Regions from separate parts of the Mus musculus genome. Here regions 2 and 3 are each linked to region 1. Evidence: chromatin contacts called from ENCODE Hi-C data. All regions are on one chromosome and are shown on one strand. The core of a region is the stretch at or near the end of the contact, and the rest is flanking DNA. Distances in the headings are between cores, read along the strand shown. Region 1 holds the start of Hjurp (Holliday junction recognition protein). Region 2 holds the start of Mrpl15 (mitochondrial ribosomal protein L15). Region 3 holds the start of Rb1cc1 (RB1-inducible coiled-coil 1).

Region 1 (3,335 bases), core at 597-3,096:
CTCACAATACTAAATACTGTGGTTAGAGATTTGTAAACACCCCCAGGCTAAATTCCTGCCAAGGTCTTTCATTGCTTAGGTTTCAAAATGTTGACCCATGGCATCAAAGTACGGTGTGTTTTTTGAAAGCCCATTTTACACCATGCTGCACTTTCCTCTGGAAACATTGCATAACAAAGGCTCTCCTGAAGGGTTAGAGATCCATTTCCTCACGCTCACCCTGATAGTTAATATTTGTGGCTGTTGTTAATTATGCTAACCTCCTAGACTGGACATGACTATTTAGTTTGGTCCCTTTTAACTTTCGTAAGTTAACTTACAAAGCAATAGGTTTAAATGTGGCACCTTCCTATGTCCGCCCTCAGACCTTGTTCTTGCTCATCCTTAACTTAGTTTTGAGACAGAGCACTGCCCATTGCACCTCCTCTCTTGTTGACAATTTCTGACCTTTGTCCTTTTCCCTGAAGGGCTTTCTTACTAAATGTTCTTATCATTAACCCTTGGTAAGATTTATTATTACAATATTATATTTATTATTATTTAATACTTAATTTGGTCCCTCTTAACTTTCATAAGTATTTGGGCCAAATTACCTGTTCTGTTTTGTATATGTAAATGCTTTAATTGATTTTTCTCAATGACAATCAGTATTCTGAAACCTTCTCCGCCTATTTGACTAAACATACTTTGATGAGCTATTAATGCCTCTTTCTAACACAGTAGTCGTGAATGATCTATGTGAAGTCAAAATTATCTGTAAATTGACAGAGTCTCGGATATTTTCTTGTTAATGTGAGAAAACACCTAGCAAAAAGCAAAATAAGGAAGGAAAGTTTTACTTTAAGCTTGCAGTGCAGAGAAGTTCAGCCATCAGGATGGGGAAGGCTTGGAGGTGCTCAGGAGACAGAACAGCATATCTAGTTGACGCCACCACCAACGTTCTGAAGCAACACCTTCTCACATCCCCACAGGCAACAGGTTCATACTGGGGTAGGGACAGATTGGATGAGGCAACCGCCATCCAATCCCAGGAGAGTCGGACGACCGACGGCCCTCCCAGAAGCCCAGGATCTTGAAAGAGACTTCCGCGCTTGTTGCAAATACATTGCGTGGGCATCCACAGTCTATGAGCCTGGAAGCTCTTCTTCCCTCCCTCAGTTTCAATGGGACAGCATGAAAAGATTATGGGGGCAGGCTGAGAAGTAGAGAGGCACCTCAAGGGACTTCCTGATACTCAGTAATGATTCCATTAATTCCCATATCGTGATAATCACGTTAATACCCGCAAACAAATGTAGCTGTTATGAAGTCACAGTAAAACCAACTAGTGGGGTTCAATCCCCCAGCTCTGCCAGAAGACAACCCCTCCCAAAAATTCTGAAAATGTTCTAAAATGTTAATCGAAGTAAATGCCCTCATAAAATGGACACCAAATTACCTACCCCCTCAAGGAACAAGATAACAATCAAGAAACAGCCTATAATCAGAAATGGGAGAGAAAGTTTATTTTAAAACCCTAGGATAAAAATCACAGATTCTGTCACGTTTATAATATCGTTCAGCACATTTACACGCGTCTTGTTTTTGAACACTGGCTTTCCAGACTCCTTTCAGGACCGTTATTTGGATCTGGCTTTCCCCAAGCCTTCCCAAGAGCTGGGAAATTGGTAGATCCAGGAAGGAGCCTTGACAGGCAACTCACCCAGAAGCCTCTAGGGGACGCGGGAGTGCCGCATGAAGTAATGCGCATGTTCCACCCGCTCCGGCGGACCCTCCCTCTCGTCCCTCCCCTTCTCGTTTCCACCGGAAGTGCTCCCTGGGAGCGGCGGCCGGAAACGCGGGCAGGATCGGTTGCGTAAATACTTTTGAAAGACCCTATTAGCGCGCGGGGCGCCACGTTTGATCTGTGGACGGGCTTGGGCGGGTGCAGTGCCGGGCAGAGAGCCACGTACGCCATGGAGTCTATGGGTCGGCAGGACCGCAGGCTGCATCAGCAGCTTAAGGAAAGCAGTAGCCGCTTCCAGACGTTAATGAAGCGGCTGATAGCGAAGGTAGGCTGGGACGGCGGCCGAGGCGGGCAGGGCGCGGTGGGCGGGGATCCAGCGCCCCGGAGTCTGACCAGCTCTCCCTTCCCCGCAGTACAACCAGCCCTTTGAGGACGACCCGTTGGTGGAGATGAGGACGTTAACCTACGAGACGCCCCAGGGTACGAAGCCCTCCCTTCCTGTTGGCACTGGGCCAGAACAGTGGGCCTAGAATTTGCAATGCTGCATTTGTCCCCCTTGCTCCTAGGGACCTTGAATCCCTGAGTTGCTGATTTCCAATTTAATTTCTCTGAAAGAAATGCCTGGAGACACAGTGCAGCCTGGTTTTTTAAAATGCCTGGCATGGAAGTTCGAGCTAATTGATTAGCGGTACAAGTGACTCTGTAAAATAAGGATGTTGACAATCATGGGTAAGCCGTATGGTTGTGTATAACATCACCAGAGTACCTGTCAGGCCATTGGAACAGCACCCAGGACTGCTCCGCTCTCATGGGCTTTGCTGTATAAATGTAGACCCATCTGTTTTGGACAGTCCCCATTATCTGCCACCTCTGACGCATTTTATTTAATGTTGTGAGTGTACTTACTACCTTAAACCTCATCGGTTCTCTAACTGGGATAAGTTTGTTATTTGATGAGGTCGTATCCTTCCCTAAGACCCATCCCTGATGTTTGTCTGAATTTATTGATAAAATCGGATTTCGGATCACAGTCTGCCAGGGGTCTACAAGTGCAGTCTGTCTTTTGTCTTATTGGCTGTTCAGGGCACGTGTTGGGTAAGCATTTTAAATAAGCAGAAACTGAACTAATTCTACAAAGAGGTTGCTTTTCTCTGGATGGGATCAGGACACAGCAATATAGGAATCCATAAGTGTGCTGTCTGACTCTTGGCTTTTCTGTGCTCTTGCGGCTGTTTGTGAAGGGGTAGGCAGTGTCTGGAGTATTTTGGACTGCCCATCTGTCTTCAATGATATATTCTGTCAGTGATATATAACTGATGTCAGTTATATGAGAACAGTGAAGTTGCTGAAGAGTTTGAGACTATACAAGTTGGTATAAGAGCCCTCCCTGAGGTCTGGCCAACACATAGACACCTAGGGCTGCAGTTGTCGGTTAACAAATCTATGTCCTAGCAAGCTTGCCATGAATCCCTCATCTTGTTGATTGTTCTGAGAGACACGTTTTTGGCGCGGCCTTTCCTAACATGCAGTAGACTGAAGTCCAGATTTAAGGTGGAGACTGGAGCAGAGAGCTAACTGCAGAGAACAGGAGGGAATCATTTGTGTGTGT
Region 2 (3,335 bases), core at 338-2,837, about 83 Mb after region 1:
TCTTGCTTGTAATTAATCATGAATGAGTCTGCTAACATGCTTTTGCTTTTAGTTAAGACATGCATTATATCCTGCCAAGTTCCTCTGCTTTTACATATGTCCTTGAGAGACTGTCCAAGCCTGAAGGAAATGGCCTTAGTCAAACATGGATAGTGTGTACCATACACTTATCACATAAATGTTCATGTTCATTGTTTAACTTCCTGGAATTGGTCATGCTTTCTGTTGCTAGCCTTTAAAAGACACTGAGAAAGTAAACTTGCTGCTAGTGGTGGTATTGACCTGTAGCCCTCCCATATCTGTCTCTTCCATCTTCTTTTTGCCTTTCCTATAATCATCCTCATACCCCAAGTCGTGGTTTCCATGTTGAATGACCAGCAGGCTCTGGCCCCAGGCCCAAATCCATGGTTTTGAGTAGCTCACCCCGATATCTACCTTATGTGTAACCTGTTGGAACATGTGAAAGGGCTAGCTAGTCCTGCTGATCCAGAGCTGCAGGATCTCAGTGACCTAGGACAATAGCAGGATAACCGAATAGAGTCCCTGTGAGGATCCAATATTGGTGTAGCAGAAGCCAGAGACCTAGAACCAGACCAATGACTCATTGCAATGTACATTTGCAAGTAATAATGTATGGACAAAAGGGTATACTGTAGGACACACTGTGACACACGACAGCTTCACGATGAGGTTTCCTAAACTTTATTTTTATTTTGGGGGGGGGGGGGTTTGCAAGGGCAAAAAGGACGGAGGGATTGTGGATCTGGAGTGTATGATGTGAAATTCACAATGAATCAATAAAATAAAAATAAAGGTTTATTTGAGTTAGAAACAGCTGCTTATTAAATTGTCTCACCTTCACTATATAACTGATAGAGCTTGGTAGGAGCAATTCTCCAGCAAGACAGTGGAACGGAAAAAGAATATAAAAATGAACACATTGTTTTCTATATTACTTGTATTAAGACAAGTTTTAAAAATCATTTAATTTGGAGAGTTAAATATATGTTTGGCAGTTTAAGTTCATTAGCTTTGAATCCTATCTATACCATCTGCTGTGACAGCTGGGTCGATCTGATAGGCATAAAACCACACCTCGCTTCTAGCGTGGTTGTTTATATGAATCTAGTAAGGCTAACTTTAACTCAGTTTCTGGCATACCCCAGGAGCTAAGTATGCCCCACCCCCCATCGTTAACTGCAAGGCACGCTATTAGGTTGAACCTAATTAGACAATTAATTCTAGAGCCAGGCACTGTAACAGTTGAATTACCAGAGTCTCAAAGCTTGAACCTGTTCACATCATTTTGGATTACTTTTCGCTTCATGAGGCCCCACTTTTACCGTACAGCGTGTTCAGTCATTACAGGGCAGAAGAGAACAGTTTTCGTTCACAAAATGGTACCAAAGCCAGAGGATAAAGCATGATCTCACAAAAGTTGATGCAGTTCCCCGAAGTAAAAAGACATCAAGCCTGGAAGCTGGAAGACATAGCCTACCGACGCGGATGCGGTCGCTCTGCAGCACGACAGGGGCGGGGCAGTACGGCCGCTGCAGCGCGACAGGGGCCGGGCGGAGCCGTAAAGCAACGCGGAGTCTACGCCGCTTCCTGGGCGCCCTTGAAGCACCGCGGGTCATGGCTGGCACGGCGCGCGGCTGCGGGACCAGCCTGGACCTGCTGCGGTCCTTGCCGAGAGTGAGCCTGGCCAACCTGAAGCCCAGTCCTAACTCCAGAAAACGGGTAAACGCTTGGCGGCGGTGCGGGGAGTGCAGGGGCCGCGTCACTCTGGCGATGGACGCGTGCGGGCGCCTGGCTCCCTTCCGCGTGCGCCCAGTGTTAAGGATGCTAAGCAGGCGGAGGGTACACACTCGGGAACTGCAGACGATTCATCCAAAATTGCGTTTAAACTGAACTGCTTAGCAAGTGCCTATCGTCGTTATAAAAATCCCAGTGTTTTTTCTACATTCCAGCTGGCCAATGTGCAACCCAGGGTGCAACTAGAAAACTGTTGTGGGTCGGCTGCTCGGCTTTTACAGTAACTTAATATACGGCTTTTTTTTTAGGGGGGGGGGCGGTTGACAAAGTCAATTAAGGGAAAGATGTTACGGAGTTAGAGAACACCGAAAGACTACCCGACTCTATCCAGTTGTAATTAGCCAATTTTTTAATGTTATAGTGCAGCCAACCACAATTCCCCTTAGGCCCAGGTTAAAGGGGTAGAAGGTGGAGGGCTTTGAAAGGTCGCAATTACTTTATTTCTGGGGAACTTACAGCTACATGAGGAACTTTACCGAAGCAATTAATCATTTCACATCAGTTTTACAATTCTGTGGAGGGGGACAAGTTGCCAGGAGCTTATCTTTTAGGAATTTAGGAAATTAGAATGTGTCCCTAGCAAAAATTGGAGTTTTCCTTAGCCATATGTGATCTAATTACATATTTACGATTAATTTAAAAATAAAACATTTAATGTCACTCAAGCCTCGTTTTGGCTGTTTAGTTCTAGGATTTTCTTTTTCCGTTCCAGCTGCTTTTTCCTGAAGACTAAATTTAGGCCCTTAGCTTGTTTGTTCAAGCACACTATACCACTGAGCTGTAATCCCAAACCCTTTCCCGATGCCCTCTCACCGCCCCCCCCCCCCCCCCCCCCCAGGGTTTCTCTGTAGAGCCCTGGCTGTCCTGGAACTCACTTTTTAGACCAGGCTGGCCTCGGACTCAGAAATCCTCCTGTCCCTGCCTCTCGAGTGCTGGGATTAAAGGCATGCGCCACCACATCTGGTTCCCTTTCCCGATTTTTAAATGCTTTATTCAGAGACAGACTCTCAGAAAATTGGGGGTTGCTGGCCTTGCCCTTTTTTTGTAGCTTAGGCAGGCCTTGAACTTTGAATCCTCCTGCCTCAACCTAGCAGATAGCAATCACTACAGGGACCTAGCTTATTGTAGAGCTTGTTATTCCTGTTGGATCCCATCCCTTCCTTAGAACTTTGCCCTGTGTTTCACCTTGTATTTTGGTTACTAGGATCAGCTACATTCTGAGAGAACTATGTTGGTGGAGTATAAAGATGAGCACGCAGCTAGAGCAGGGCTTGGCACACGGTACTTTACCTCTGGTGCAATGGATAAACAGCATTAATATGGAATATGCTATGAGATGAGACAGTTTTCAGAAATGTATCTGAAGATCTTAAAACTCACTTTTTCTTGTAGGAAAGACGTCCAAGAGATCGGAGAAGAGGTAGGAAGTGTGGCAGAGGCCATAAAGGAGAAAGGCAGAGAGGAACCCGGCCAAGGCTGGGCTTTGAGGGAGGGCAGACTCCATTTTACATACGAATCCC
Region 3 (3,335 bases), core at 559-3,058, about 82 Mb after region 1:
CTTACAGAGCATGCTGGAAACTGAGTTTTAGTCCTAGCAGTACACACTAACAAGGCAAGAAACAAAACAAATAAACAAAAACAACTGGGGGAGACACCAGTCCTTTCATCTTTTGTCCTTTGGCTTTTACAGATCTATGTGTAAAGTCAATCTGCTGTGCATTCAAACCCTGATGTTTGCCATAAAGAGTGCTGCCTGTTCCCTCCATCTCCCCCCACCCCAAGAGAACCCTCTTCTCTCCAGGCAGAGGGCTGCTTCATTGTCTTCCCTAACTCAAAATAAAACAAAATTTTTAAATTTTGCCTAAGTCCACTAACCAATTACATTAATAAGATTTATCAATGTAAATGCTACATTATGGGCCTGACACACCCATGGCATAACTATGTAAATACCATTTATTTTGTTTTTCTTTTTTCAAGACATGTTCTCGCTATGATTCCCAAGACCACCTTAACTTACTGAGTAACTCAAATAACTTAAAGCCATCTTTCTGTCTCAGCCTCCTGGAATGTTGAGATGAATATAGCAGCTACCTTCTAAGCCTTGGCTAACGTTTAAAACAGATATAAATGCTAAAAAACATAACAAAAACTTAATTGGAAAGCGATGATTTGCGTTGTATTTGGTAATAAGACTAAATAAAATATTTCACACATAACAAGTCCATTTATAGATCCCCTCCCCCAAAAAGAAAAACCACCTACTGAAATACAGTACCAACATTTGACTAGGAACACAGATTGGTTCATTTTTAGGCTGCTTCTAAACTGCTTGCTAGCTTTGCAAACCCTCAGATAAGTAAGTCTCACCAATTCTTTACAGAAAATGGTTAGCAAAATGTATAAATTTTAACGCTCATAATAGACTTGTCAACATCCGCACCCAACTGAATGTCTTGCAGGGACTCTATCAATAAGTGAGTCCACGAGTGTTCCGTGGCATCAGTCCTATGTACCAGTTCATGGAATGATCACATTTTAAAGACTCATGACGGAAGGGACAGGATTACGAAACCATAAACAGTCACCATAGCACATCCACCACTCTGTAGAGAAAGTACTGACAGCACGTTCGAAAGCTGTCATTTGTACCAAGTTTTGGTACTCCCATAAGCCCCCACCCCAAATCCATCTGCGGGGCGAGCGAGGCTGAGTCATTCCAAGGAGTAACTTTACACCGATGCTTGCACTCCGGGGTCGGGACAAAGGCATCACCTCTAGGTTCCTCCCGTCAGGGCACTCCGGCCCTGGCCCAAACCCTCTCCGGTTTCCCGAGCCCGACACTCCAGTGCACCGAGCCCTGGAGACGGAGGCCGCGATTCAGGCCTCGGGTGAGCACCGGCGTCCTGCCGCTCCCGCGATCCTGTCAGCGGCCAGCGGGCCTCAGGGTCCCCGTAGGACTGCCGCGGCGACCCTCCGAGCCGGCGCCGCCAGACGCTCCGGCGAACCCGTCAGGTGCTGAGCGGCCGGGCCAAGCCCGCCGCCAGATGGGAGCAGGGGCGGCACTTACCCGGCAGCGCCTCCTCCGCCCGCGGCAGCAACACAGCCGGCGGCCCTCCGCACCATCTTCTGCCGCCGCCCTGGCCTCGGCGGCGGCTATCAACCGCCCCTGCGGCGCCGCCAACCGACACAACCGTCGGCGCCCAGCCGCCGAGTACCCGGCGAGGCCCGGAAGGATGGGAGTCGGGCGCAGCCGCTGCTCCGGCCCCTCGGCTCCGCGCGGGGACCCGAGTCCGCCGGCCGAGGCACTGAGAGCTTGGCAGGGCTGGGTCGCGGCCGCCGTGGGGTTTGTTATTGTCGACTCGGCCTTTCCGCCGCAGAGCACGCCGGGAAACAGCCAGCCGGGGGAGGGGTGACTCAGGTGTCTGCGCAGATCCGGAAGTCGCTGGGCTGGCCGGACGGGCGCGGCTCGGTCGGCGAGCGTAGTCCCTGGCTGGCAACTTGTCTGTCCTTCCCTGACCCTGGAAGGTATTTCGGTGCTTGCCTTGGACGGCCCCAAGGTGAGCGTGACCTTCTGGCCGCGGCAGACCGACCTCGCCAAACCTGGGGCAGCCCCAACAGGGGAACCGGAGGCTGACGAGTGAGCACCAGCACAGATCTGGGGCCCTCATCTGCTGCCCCGAAATCAGCCGACTGTCACCTGGGCCACTCGTACCGGGACTGCCAGAATGGCAGGCTACTCGGAAAGTATGCCTGGCATCTTTGCAAGGGTGGGGCGGCCCAGAGTCAGACCAGGTAAGTAAAGAGCACGTCCAGAAGAGGAACCGAAGCAAAGTGGACTGTACTGTAAGCGGCACGACCGAACAATACTGAGGTCGATAATAGGTCAACAGCATCAAGATTAGAGAAGAGAATGTCAGCTTATGAGAACATTACATTTGTATTCGGGCTTAGGCAAGGACTTGAAACTACAAAACTTGAGTTTGATGAGAAGATGTTTGTTACAAGCAGGCTCATCAATTATGTGACGTAAACACGTATTAAATTACTATTCCCAGGAATATCTGATAGAGGTAAAAGTTTAGGAATGGTCTCTCTAAGCCAACAGTTAGCGGTTCCCGACAAAATGAGACATAAGGGGTATTAAACTGATTGAGATCTGCAGTTCTTTATTGTGATAGACACTGGAAAAACAGTAGTTGTGTTTTAAGAGTTGTTTAGAAAGGAGCTTGTTGCTTATCTCACTTTGTTTTTAACTTTGCACTTCTGCCATATCCCAGAAAAATCTTGTATGCACACTGTTATACATATTGAGTATTTTTTAAACTGGAATTTTAGTACATTACACCAGCAAATAAAGCAAAAATGGAAAAAGAACAAGCACTCAATTTTTGTGCACCAGGGGAAGTAGTGAATTGGCAAGACTAAAGAGAAGAAAAATTGTTAGTATATTAACAAATGTAAGCTATATTGCAGTCTAGCTAGAACAATGAAGATCAAAGCTGGCCGGGTGGTGCACATACCTTTAATCCCTTCTCTCAGAAGCTGAGGCCTGCTCTACAGAATGAGCTTCAGGGAGCCAAGGCTACACAGAAAAAGGAAAATCAGGGCCGGTGAGATGGCCCAGAGGGTAAGGAGATCTACTGACTACCAAAACTGACAACCTGAGTTTCATCCTAGGACTGACGTCGTGGGAGGAGAGAACCACTCCTTGAAGTTCACACACACTAAAAAGAGCACCAAAGAGCTGTGTTTCCTCACAGTTAATAAGTACCATTGAATAGCAGAAATGTACTCCAGTTTCAAGTGTTAAAGTACCACTTGTCATGTTGTATACGTGGCCCAAACTTCTCTGGGAAACTGTTAATACAAATGTCTGTTACTTTATACTCT

The links. Hi-C counts contacts between places; a loop is a spot of excess contacts on that map.
Region 2: a loop to region 1 is called in a map of T-helper 1 cell, with 6 times the contacts of the local background. The contact joins the promoter of Mrpl15 here to the promoter of Hjurp in region 1. A Hi-C loop is called at or near these places in 2 of 37 maps with a recorded cell type or tissue (T-helper 1 cell and T-helper 2 cell).
Region 3: a map of regulatory T cell shows a loop between it and region 1 (5-fold over the local background). The contact joins the promoter of Rb1cc1 here to the promoter of Hjurp in region 1. A Hi-C loop is called at or near these places in 3 of 37 maps with a recorded cell type or tissue (T-helper 17 cell and regulatory T cell).

The regions. Positions count from the first base shown.
Region 1 is chr1:88,276,090-88,279,424 of GRCm38, reverse strand. It overlaps Hjurp (Holliday junction recognition protein), which reads left to right and starts at 1,846. Exons shown (of 8, transcript NM_198652.2): 1 at 1,846-2,051; 2 at 2,140-2,206. The coding sequence starts at 1,956.
Region 2 is chr1:4,783,978-4,787,312 of GRCm38, reverse strand. Mrpl15 (mitochondrial ribosomal protein L15) reads left to right here and starts at 1,587. Exons shown (of 5, transcript NM_001177658.1): 1 at 1,587-1,740; 2 at 3,208-3,335. The coding sequence starts at 1,636.
Region 3 is chr1:6,213,135-6,216,469 of GRCm38, reverse strand. Rb1cc1 (RB1-inducible coiled-coil 1) reads right to left here and starts at 1,808. Exons shown (of 24, transcript NM_009826.4): 1 at 1,513-1,808. 4732440D04Rik (a long non-coding RNA gene) reads left to right here. Exons shown (of 2, transcript XR_001778783.2): 2 at 1,070-3,335.